Regions from separate parts of the Homo sapiens genome. Here region 1 is linked to region 2. Evidence: chromatin loops called from intact Hi-C (ENCODE). Cell type or tissue: CD14-positive monocyte. All regions are shown on one strand.

What was found. Hi-C counts contacts between places; a loop is a spot of excess contacts. Peaks named below come from ENCODE experiments on the same cell type or tissue, not always from the same donor. Only the 100,000 strongest peaks of a DNase experiment are listed, where the experiment ranks them.
Region 1: a loop joins it to region 2, with 3 times the contacts of the local background. A loop is called at or near these places in 1 of 110 quality-filtered maps.

What each region holds. Positions count from the first base shown.
Region 1 is chr16:17,256,338-17,261,337 of GRCh38, forward strand. XYLT1 (xylosyltransferase 1) reads right to left here. Exons shown (of 12, transcript NM_022166.4): 3 at 2,651-3,161. Among named protein-coding and RNA genes, the nearest start is that of XYLT1, 210 kb to the right of the region's middle. RefSeq lists enhancers at 2,764-2,813, 2,974-3,373. In CD14-positive monocyte, CTCF peaks have their summits at 2,681 (motif pointing right) and 2,885; DNase peaks (open chromatin) are centred at 2,674 and 3,224; H3K4me3 peaks cover 1,939 bases; H3K27ac peaks cover 2,585 bases.
Region 2 is chr16:17,320,166-17,325,165 of GRCh38, forward strand. All of the region lies in intron 2 of XYLT1 (xylosyltransferase 1), which reads right to left. Among named protein-coding and RNA genes, the nearest start is that of XYLT1, 150 kb to the right of the region's middle. RefSeq lists an enhancer at 477-976. In CD14-positive monocyte, no CTCF peak of the experiment used is centred here; a DNase peak (open chromatin) is centred at 1,886; H3K4me3 peaks cover 487 bases; H3K27ac peaks cover 3,603 bases.

The sequences.
Region 1 (5,000 bases), 64 kb before region 2:
CTTATCTGTCCAGGGAATCGAATGAAGAGTTCTCACCAGGCGCGGTGGCTCACCCCTGTAATCCCAGCACTTTGGGGGGCCGAGGCGGGTGGATCACTAGGTCAGGAGTTCAAGACCAGCCTGGCCAAGATGGTGAAACCCTGTCTCTACTAAAAATACAAAAATTAGCTGGGTGTGATGGCGGGCGCCTGTAATCCCAGTTACTCGGGAGGCTGAGGCAGGGAACTGCTTGAACCTGGGAGGTGGAGGTTGCAGTGAGCCGAGATCATGCCACTGCACTCCAGCATGATGACAGAGTGAGACTCCGTCTCGAAAAAAAAAACAAAAAAAAGAGTAGCGAATGAAGAGTTCTCTTAAGAGGTCTTTTTAGTCTACTTTTCTGGGGAGCCATTCTCTTGCTGCACTTCCTTTCTTCATCAAGAGAGTTGGGTGAATTGACCATTTGCCTTCTCAGGAGGACACCAGGCAAAGCCTTGCATGGCTCCCGGATGCACCGATGCCGGTGGAACGGAAAGCCCTTCCTCCCCAATTCTGCAGCTGGCTTGATTCTCTGACTTTATGCCTTGACATTGAGCAGCACCTCAGTGGATCCCTTCCAGCTGCATCTGTTGACCCTGACACCTCCCCAATCTCCATCTAGCTCGACTCTGACATGCCCCCAACCCCATCGGAGCCCCCAGAGCTCTCTGTTGCCTCCTTGCTGGCCTCCGTGCTCATTTAAGGGTCTTTTCCCTTCGGAGATAACAAAAGCAGGGGTTGGTATTTGGATTTAGAAGCGACAAGGGGGTACTGTGAACCTTTGGCCACTTTGTGAGGGACAGCTGGGCTGGCCTTGCAGTGTGGCCCAATGAGAAGGAGGGATGGCCAGGAGTAAAGAGTGAAGTAGGCTCCCAGGGAAGGTGGAGCAAAAAGACCCCTAGAATGCAAGCTGCTCCCTGGACAGATAAGAAATCTAGGCCCTGAGAGCAGAAAGGACTCTCCCTGTTAGCTGGTAGCTGAGCTTGAATGAAATCCACACCCGTTTATTTCAAATGCATTCCTCTCTGTTTGTTGCTAGTGGCACCAACTCTTCGTGGGAAGGTGCCTTTTGGATGCTATCCGCCCTCTCCACAGAGAAAACCACTGAGCAAACGAATTCACAAACATTTTGAGAATATCTTCTCCAAGGAAAAAAGTAAAATTTAAGAGTGCTCCCAGAGGCTGGATTATCGTAAGCTATGGTGGCAGGGGCTAGCGGGAGGGAAGGGGGCGTGCCCTAAACAACAGTGACCACGAGTCAATAAACAGCGACCACGTGGCTGGGTGATGGTACATTGGGGTTCTCTCTACTCTGAGTGGGTCCGAAATTTCCTGCCATAACAGTAAGCTTGTAAGATCACTTAAAGGCCATGTGACCTTGGGAGAGGGATTTTACATCTCTCATCTGAAAAAAATTGGGCTCATGACATCAGCATCAGCCTCAGAGAGTGTTGGATGTGATAAACAAATTGACTGCACAGAGCCTGGTGCGGTGTCTAGCACACAGCGAAGCCTCAGCAGCCCCCTGTGGCTGCTGTCATTCCCCTTCCAAGGGCACTAGAGAAGGTGAAAATCACTACCAAGAAATACACATCAATGGCACGATTGCACATGCGCTAGTGAAACTGGACTCCCCATCTTCAGATGGCCCCTCCACTCTGCCTGTGAATTTCTGGATCAGAGCTTGGATCCCTCCGTGTCTCAGCAAGAGAGCTGGTTTATCATCAGGTCATCCGCACATAAAAGAGTGCCAGTGAAGGGAAAGAGGGAGGGGAAAAGCAAAGAGCAAGGAAAGGTGGAAAGAAGGAAGGAAGGAAGGAAGTAAAGAATGAAGGAAGGAAAAGAAGAAAGGAGGGAGGGAGGAGAGAAAAATTAGGAAAGAAGAGGACAGAAAGCAGGAAGGAATGTAGAAGGGAAGAAAGAAAATAGGAAGAAAAGAGGAAAGGAGAGAGAAAGAAAATTAAAATAAGGAAGAAAGGAAATAGGAAAGAAGGAAGGGGGAAGAGAGGAAAATAAGGAAGGGAATGAGAAGAGGGAAGAAAAGGAAAGGGAGAAACAAACCAGGAAGAAAATGAGGAAGGAAGGGAGGAAAAAGGGAGAAAGAAAATAAAGGAATGAGAAGGAAAGAAGGAGGGAAACAGGAAACATATGAGGAAGAAAGAGAAGAGAAGAGGGAAAGAAACTTTTGATGAAGGAAAACGGAAAGTTACAGAGCCTCTGAAGTTAATGCAACCAATTAGAAACCTCTCAAATCATAATCAATTACAATAATATTCATATCAATTCTAATCCCAATATTCTACTGAAAGAGAAACGAAACCATATCAATACAGCTCCCTTGGCTCCTGCCAGCATCACATCAGCTCCCGATTTCACTATAATTTCATCCTTTGCCATAAAGGCAATGGGTTAAAGCACCTACAAAAGGTAATCTGATTTTGCAAAATTTTTCTGATACAAGACTTCAACACTCAGGGAGTACTAGAACACATCAGATCTCGTGTGCTCATCTGGGGTTTGGAAAACAGGGTGGCCTTTCTCAGAAGGTCTGAGAAGGTGAGCAGAATGGGGCTGGGCAGGAGGAGGAAGTGGCCAGGAGATCCCTCTCTGAGCCAGCGGGGTTGGAACTTACCCTCGAGGGGGCAGAACCGAGTCACCTTCTCAGGCATCAGCAGCCCTAACTTGTGGCGGCAGTAAGTCTCCCCAATCTCCTGGCGGCAGTGCTTGGACTTAGCACGGGACAGGGCAGAGATGGCCTCCTTGCCTGAGATGTCACACTTAGGGGGCTGGTCATACTTGGTCTCGGGGGAGCTGCCCCCAGTTTTCCTGGCATGAGGCGGTCTGGACACATCCTTCCCGTGGCTGCTGTTGGCTGCGGCTCTGTCCCCGGGAGGCAGCACCTCACCGGGGCCTTTCCCAGGGAATGTATGTCCTTTTCCTTTCTCCTGCTGTTCCAGCTTCCTTTTCAAAAGCTCCTTCTGTCTACTCGGTGGCTTCTTCGCCAACTCAGGCTGGTGCTTCTGCTTTTGAGTCCTGGGTGCGAAGTTGCTGTTGTCGACATTCTCAAAGTCTTTGGGGACAGAGTTCTCGTTGTTGCTGTCTGTTCGCACTTTCTCTTTCGGCCGATGAGAAAAGTAGCCATCCTGGAGAAGAGGGGAGAGAAACAGAAGAGAAACTTGACTGAGAGATCATGCTAAGCAGACTGGCCTTTGAAGAGTGAGTCATACGGACTTGGAAGCCGGGGCCATAGTTTCACATCCTACTTTTGCTACTGGTTTAACCTCTGGTAAGATGGCTCTCTCTGGACCTCAGTTTCCCCATCTGGAAATAGGAGATGTTCCAACCAGAAACCAAGGCTTTTTCAAGCTCTAAAGTGCCATGACTACGATTCTCAATGCTTCTTATTAACCACACCTTTTCAAGTCAGTTTCTTTCCTTGACTGTCTTTGCCACTGGGTAACAAACATTTTGTTCCAGCGTCCCGTTTAAATTCCAGCTGAAAGTGCTGTGATGGTTTACTTAAGGGCTGGAAATGATATAATAAAGTTATAAAGGGAAAAATATTGGTAGGATATTACATACATTCCATTGCCTTTAGGACATGCTCATATATCTATGCCCATAAGAGAAATCAGACTGAGCCGTTGTAAATTCTGTGGGAAAGAAACCAGCCGCAATTTTTTTTTTTTTTTTTTAAGAGGAATGCAGCCCTTGTAGAATAAACTTTACACTAAGTCCTGGAGCAAAGCAAACTTGCGACACTCTTGTGCTTGAGTTTGGCTCTTCATGTGTGTACATGGAACAGAAGTGATGAAGTCATTTGGGGTCAAGACAAAGATCAGGAGTCATTCTGGAGACCACGCATGGCATGGATGTTTCCAGAAGGGCTGGACCCCAAACTCAGCTCCTCCATGGGTAAATGGGTCCTGGTTACTTTGATCAGTCGAATGATCAAATGCATCATTCAACCAATGCCCCAAATTGTTTCTGCAACATGTTGCTTCTGCTTAAAGCTCATTCCCAAGGCCTTAATCTGAAAGCATATCCAATGTCCTACAACACGGCCCCTGACCTCTGAAGCCACAGAGAAGAGTAATGGCTCCATATAGCTGCCCTTGTTGCTATGGAAACACAGGGGCAATGGGCGGCATCCCTGCTAGTCCTCCTTTTAAGGAGGGCTGAAATATGCCTCTTACCAGTTCCCAAGGAAAAAGGTGTCGGGGCCTGAACAGCGGATCTGCAGGGGTACCCAAGAGCAGCTGACCCTCAGCAAGGCTCCCACCCCAGCAGGTCAGCAAACAACTGCCTGTGTTTTTTATAAATAAAGTTTTATTGAAACACAGCCATACCTGTCCATTTGTGTATTGTCCATGGCTGCTTTCCTGATACAATAGCAGAGTGAATAGTTGCAATAGAAACTTTCTGGTCTGAAAAGCTTAAAATATTTCTATCCAGCCCTTTAAGAAAATGTATGCAGACCCCTGCTCTGCTGGAGTGTGAGTTAAAAGGCCTCCTCCTCTGGGACTGGGTTAGTTGCTTCTGTCCTCACCATCCATATACGACTTAGTGATGGCCTGGAGAAGAAGGTGCCCCTAGGACTGGGCGTGGTGGCTCACACCTGTAATCCCAGTACTTTGGGAGGCCGAGGCAGGTGAATCACTTGAGGTGAGGAGTTTGAGACCAGCCTGGTCAACATGGCAAAACCCCATCTCTACCAATAACACACACACACAAAAAATAGCTAGGGGTGGTGGTGCACACCTGTAGTCTCAGCTAACTCAGAAATCTGAGGCAGGAGAATTGCTTGAACCTGGGAGGCGGAGGTTGCAGTGAGCTGAGATTGCACCAATGTATTCCAGCCTGGGGGGAGAGTGAAACTGGCTCTCAAAAAAAAAAAAAAAAAAAAAAGATGCTCCTCTAGCCTCTGCTCCATTGCTCCTAGCAGTAAGCACGAATTTCTCCTATTTGTTGGAGGCTCTGAC
Region 2 (5,000 bases):
CTTTCTTCCCCAGACTACGGAGGTTGTAAACATTCAGAAAAAGGAACCGTGCCTGTTTTGATTAGCAGTGTATTTCCAAAAACCTAGCACAGTGCCTGAAGCACAGCAGGTGCTCAATAAAGGCTTGATGAGGGGATGGGTGAAAGTTTGGCATTCCCTCCAATCTATCGCATCAAGGCCTTCATCTAACCCACTATGAAGACCCTCAAACACACCATTCCCAATGCTTACATCCAAAACCTCTTTCTGCCCCACCTCCTGAGGAAATGGGGCATGAGTTGTGAGTTTCCTTAGCTGTGTGACCTTGGAAAAGTTTCTTTTTTTTTTTTTTTTGAGACTGAGTCTTGCTCTGTCACCAGGCTGCAGTGCAGTGGTGCGATATCGGCTCACTGCAACCTCCGCCTCCTGGGTTCAAGCGATTCTCCTGCCTCAGCCTCCCAAGTAGCTAGGACTACAGGCCCCCACCACCACACCCAGCTAATTTTTTTGTATTTTTAGTATAGACGCGGTTTCACCATGTTGGCCAGGATGGTCTTGAACTCCTGACCTCGTGATCTGCCCACCTTGCCCTCCCAAAGTGCTGGGATTACAGGTATGAGCCACCGCATCTGGCCGACCTTGGAAAAGTTTCTTAACCACTCTGTGCCTAGGTTTTCTTACCACGGAAATGAGGTTAATGATAATAGTTCCTGACTCATAGAATTGTTTTTGGCACTGCATGAGTTAACATACATAAAGGACTTCGGTAAAATATACGTAAGGCACTTAGCACTTTTTATGCCTTGTATGTGAATAAATGTCATCTAGGGTAGGTGGAGCCCTGTCCCTACCATTCCATGCAGGTTTCCCTGAGTACCTTTTTTTCACACAGGTAGGTTAGCTCCTCATCTACAAAGTGCTCCTCAACTCTGAGGCCCATTGGAATCACCTAGAGAGCTACGAATTACCCTGGAGTTGTATCCATACCCACAACATCAGACTCCAGTGGGGCAGGCTGTACATCTGCTTTTTACTCTCCCCGGGTGATTCCAACATGAATCTGAAATTGAAAACCACTATAAACGCCTCATGCTCAAAGGATCTCACAACTGCCCACTGCACACTGCCCTCCCCAACAAACTTTACTATTTTTACTGTAATAGCCCACATTGGACAGTTCCCAAAGTACTAACTAGCCTTTTTTTTTTTTTTTTTTTTTTTTTTTTTTTTTTTGAGGCAGTCTCACTTTGTCATCCAGGCTGGAGTGCAGTGGCATGACCTCAGTTCACTGCAGCCTTGACTTCTTTGGTTCAAGCAATTCTCCTGCCTCAGCCTCTCAAGTAGCTGGGATTACAGGAATGCACCACCACGCTCTGCTACTTTTTGTATTTTTAGTAGAGATGGGGTTTCACCATGTTGGGCAGGCTGGTCTCGAACTCCTGACCTCAAGTGATCTCCCCGTGTCAGACTCCCGAAGTGCTGGGATTACAGGCATGAGCCACCACACCCAGCTATCTGTTCTGTTCTCCTTAGAGCAGTGGTTCTCAATCGGGGGCAATTTTGCCCTGTAGGGGACATATGGCAATGTCCATAGACATTGTGGTTCCAGGGATGGGGTGCTATTGGAATCTACTCGGTAGAGACCAGAGATGCTTCTAAACATCCTACAGTACCTGGGAACCCCTGCACACAAAAAATGACTTATCCAGCCCCAAATGGTATGGTGGCAAGGTTGGCAAACCCTGCTGCGGAGCTATCTTTTCTGTGAACTTGGGGAGGACAGCGCAGCCTTGCTAACAATGGGAAGGAAAGAAGAAGTAGTGAAGGGAACTTATCATCACTGAGTTTCAACACCAAACACATACCAAGCAGATGTTTCACGAATAATGACAATAGCCACTACTTTCTGAGCACCAAACAATGGCTTACAACAGAACGGAACCCCTGAGTTATCTTACTTAACTCACATGGCAACTCTGAGTTCTTTGACTGTGTTTTCGCTTCATGCATAAGACAGCGGGGACAGCAAGGTTAGGTAACTAGGCCAAAGTCACAAGACTTGTACATGACAGATTTAGATTTTAGCCTATTCTGTTAAACTTCAAAGAGAAGGCTACCCCAACAGATTAATGATGCCAGCTCACACCTCCTAAGCCTCACAGTACCTACCAGGCAGTGCTCTGAAGACCCGACAAGTAGAAACTTAATTCATTCCCATGAACTAGATAATATAATCATCATCGTCATCATCATCATCTCCATTTTACATCCTGGGACGCTGAGACAGAGTGCTGCAGTGTCCTTTGAAGAATTTCATGCAGCTGAGATAGGGTTTTAACAAGGGGTTTAGATCCAGAATCTGGCTCACTCCCACCATACTCTCCTGCCTCTAATAGAGCAATGAGCAGAAAGGATCGAATTCCAGCCTGCCTCAGGACCTCTGCACATGCTGCTCCTGATGATGTATATGTCTTCACTCTGGCCTCTTTGCCCTGCTAACTCTTTTTTACTCATTGGATCTCAGTTTATACTTCCATTGTCTAGGACACCCTCCTAGCCCTGCCAACTCACTGACCAGATGAGTTATCTCCGTTAAACTCTCTCCTAGCTCCCCTTCATAGCATTTCACACTTTAAAAGAACCCAACACTTGTGCAAGTGTTTGGTGACCATCAGTCTCCTCCTATAGACTATAGACTCCATGCAGACAGGAACTGTCTCTGCCTTGTGCAGTGCTGTATCTCCAGGCCCCTGGCATGATGTTTGGCACAAAGGGGGTGCTTGATGAAAGCTTGTGGCTGAATGCATGAAACAGAGAACCTAAAGGCAAAACAGCAGCTGGTGCCAATCCGGTCCATTTCCTCATCCCCAGAGAGGGACAGGGCCATCTGGCAGGTCCTAGCCAAATACCTCCATGGCAGGTCAGGGCTGCAGAGCTCTCCAGGCAAGCTGGCCATGGAGGCCATAAACCAACTCCTCAAAGCCATCTCTGCTTCATGGTGGCTGGTCTTTATCATTTTCCAATCAACACTGGTTGAGTTCTAATTGATTTTCTATGATATCCCTCTCCAGAAGGGAGAAAGGCTCTGTTTACTGGGGCAGTACGTAGAGGACAGGCCTATTCTTCCTGCTGTATTTAATGCTGCTGCTAATCACGGAGATTAGACTAAAACAATTACAACAGCTAATTAAAGAACAATGCGGTTTTTGGCATCTTCGCGCAGACGGCACCATTGGGAATTCCTAACTCGGGCAAAGCAGGGATAATTAAAACCCCGGCTCCACTCTCCCCACTCCAGCAGCTGGATCACGCTGATTAAACTGCAAATAAAACACATGAAACCAACACTTTGTAGTCTATCCAATTTCACTTAAAAGGGCTTTTAACTGATTCATAAACAGAGAAGCGGTAAACAGCAAATTATTTAACTAAAGCCAGTTATTTCGTCATCACGGTTCACTTTATTCCCAGCTCCGGACTTGTACATGTAGCCCAGGGGACATTAGGTTGATGGGGCCTGAGGAATCACTCCAGAGCTTACTGCCACTTGCTCCTGTTCACTGGCAACAGGACATCACCAGTGTGTAGCTGCTTTCTCTGGGTTTTTTCTCCTTTTGAAAAAAAAAGATCAGGTAGTGCCCAAGTCCCCAGATGAATATGCCCAGGTCTGATCAGACTCTGCTCTCGATTCTAGGTCAAGAGCAGATGGCAGAGACACAGAAAGTTCCGAAGCGCAGATAATACTAAAAGCATCATATGTAGCTTTAAAACATTTAACTTATTCAGAGCTGGCCAACTTCAGATCTAAAATGCAACCCGTATCTACTAAAGTATGAAACAGACTTGTTCTCAAGCTATGGGAAGACATGTCACAACAGCTGGGTAGAAAGCTCATTTGTTTTAGACAGGCACACTCTGAGACCCCAGCTCAGGTCCCATGCACACATGCTTCCCAACTCATCTTAACAAGCATGGTCATGGGGATTGCTAATTCTCTCTCCACCTTGCCAATCCAGAGACAACAAGGGAAAAAAGTGAGAAATAAAAAGAAAAAGGTCAAGGGAAAAAGAAAAGGACAGAAGAGAAAAGGGAGAAAATGGTAACGCTAGAGACAGGCTCACTGGGAGCAGCAAGAAGGGACAGAAAAAGAAAAAAATACCACAAGAAAGCAGACACAGGGATTTTCAGAGCCCAGCATGACACATGCGGTGAGGACCTAGGAGCCAGCGCCTGTCCCTTTGCAGTGGCCAGGTATGATGGTCACGTTCCACAGCAGTGCTTCTCAAACCAGCTGTGGAGAAAGGCCTTTGTATGCCCAGTCTACTGCAGGGTGCTAATTTTGTAAAATAAAACAAAAAAAGAAGCATTAAAAATAAAAGATTGACTTGCTTAGGTGCCATGCCATGTCCGGTTACTATAAAAGCTGCTGAAAGCTTGTCCTTCGTTTCTGAGCGCGTCTTCGTGCACACAGTGAGAAACCCTGGGGATGGCACTGGTCCATGGACCGACAACGCTCTGAGTAGTCCTTTTTGAAAAGATCCCCCACGGTCATTGGGAATAAACATAATCAGATTCATAGGATTCTATTTAATGTGCACCACATGTTTTTAGTGAACAAATGCAGGCTTTCAGACACACATAAATGTAGAAAACAAAGACCGGAAAGACATGCATCAAAGATTTTATTTCGGAATAATGATTTCACCGATCTTTCTTCTCTTTTTTTCAAGCTTTGTTATAAAATACTCATGAAAGTTATTTTTAAATGAATATTCCATTTATGAAGGCAAAGAAAGACGATGCTTTATCATAACACGAGTTATAGCTATTTATATATAATTATGGATGTTATTTATTTATAAGTATCTATTATGTGGTTCAAAAAACGCTATGTAACTGCATGTAGCCTCATGGAAAAAAAAATATGCAGCCAATATATATGATGTTTGAAAAGAATACTCTGGGCGGGGGTGCCGGGCACGGTGGCTCATGCCTGTAATCCCAGCACTTTGGGAGGCTGA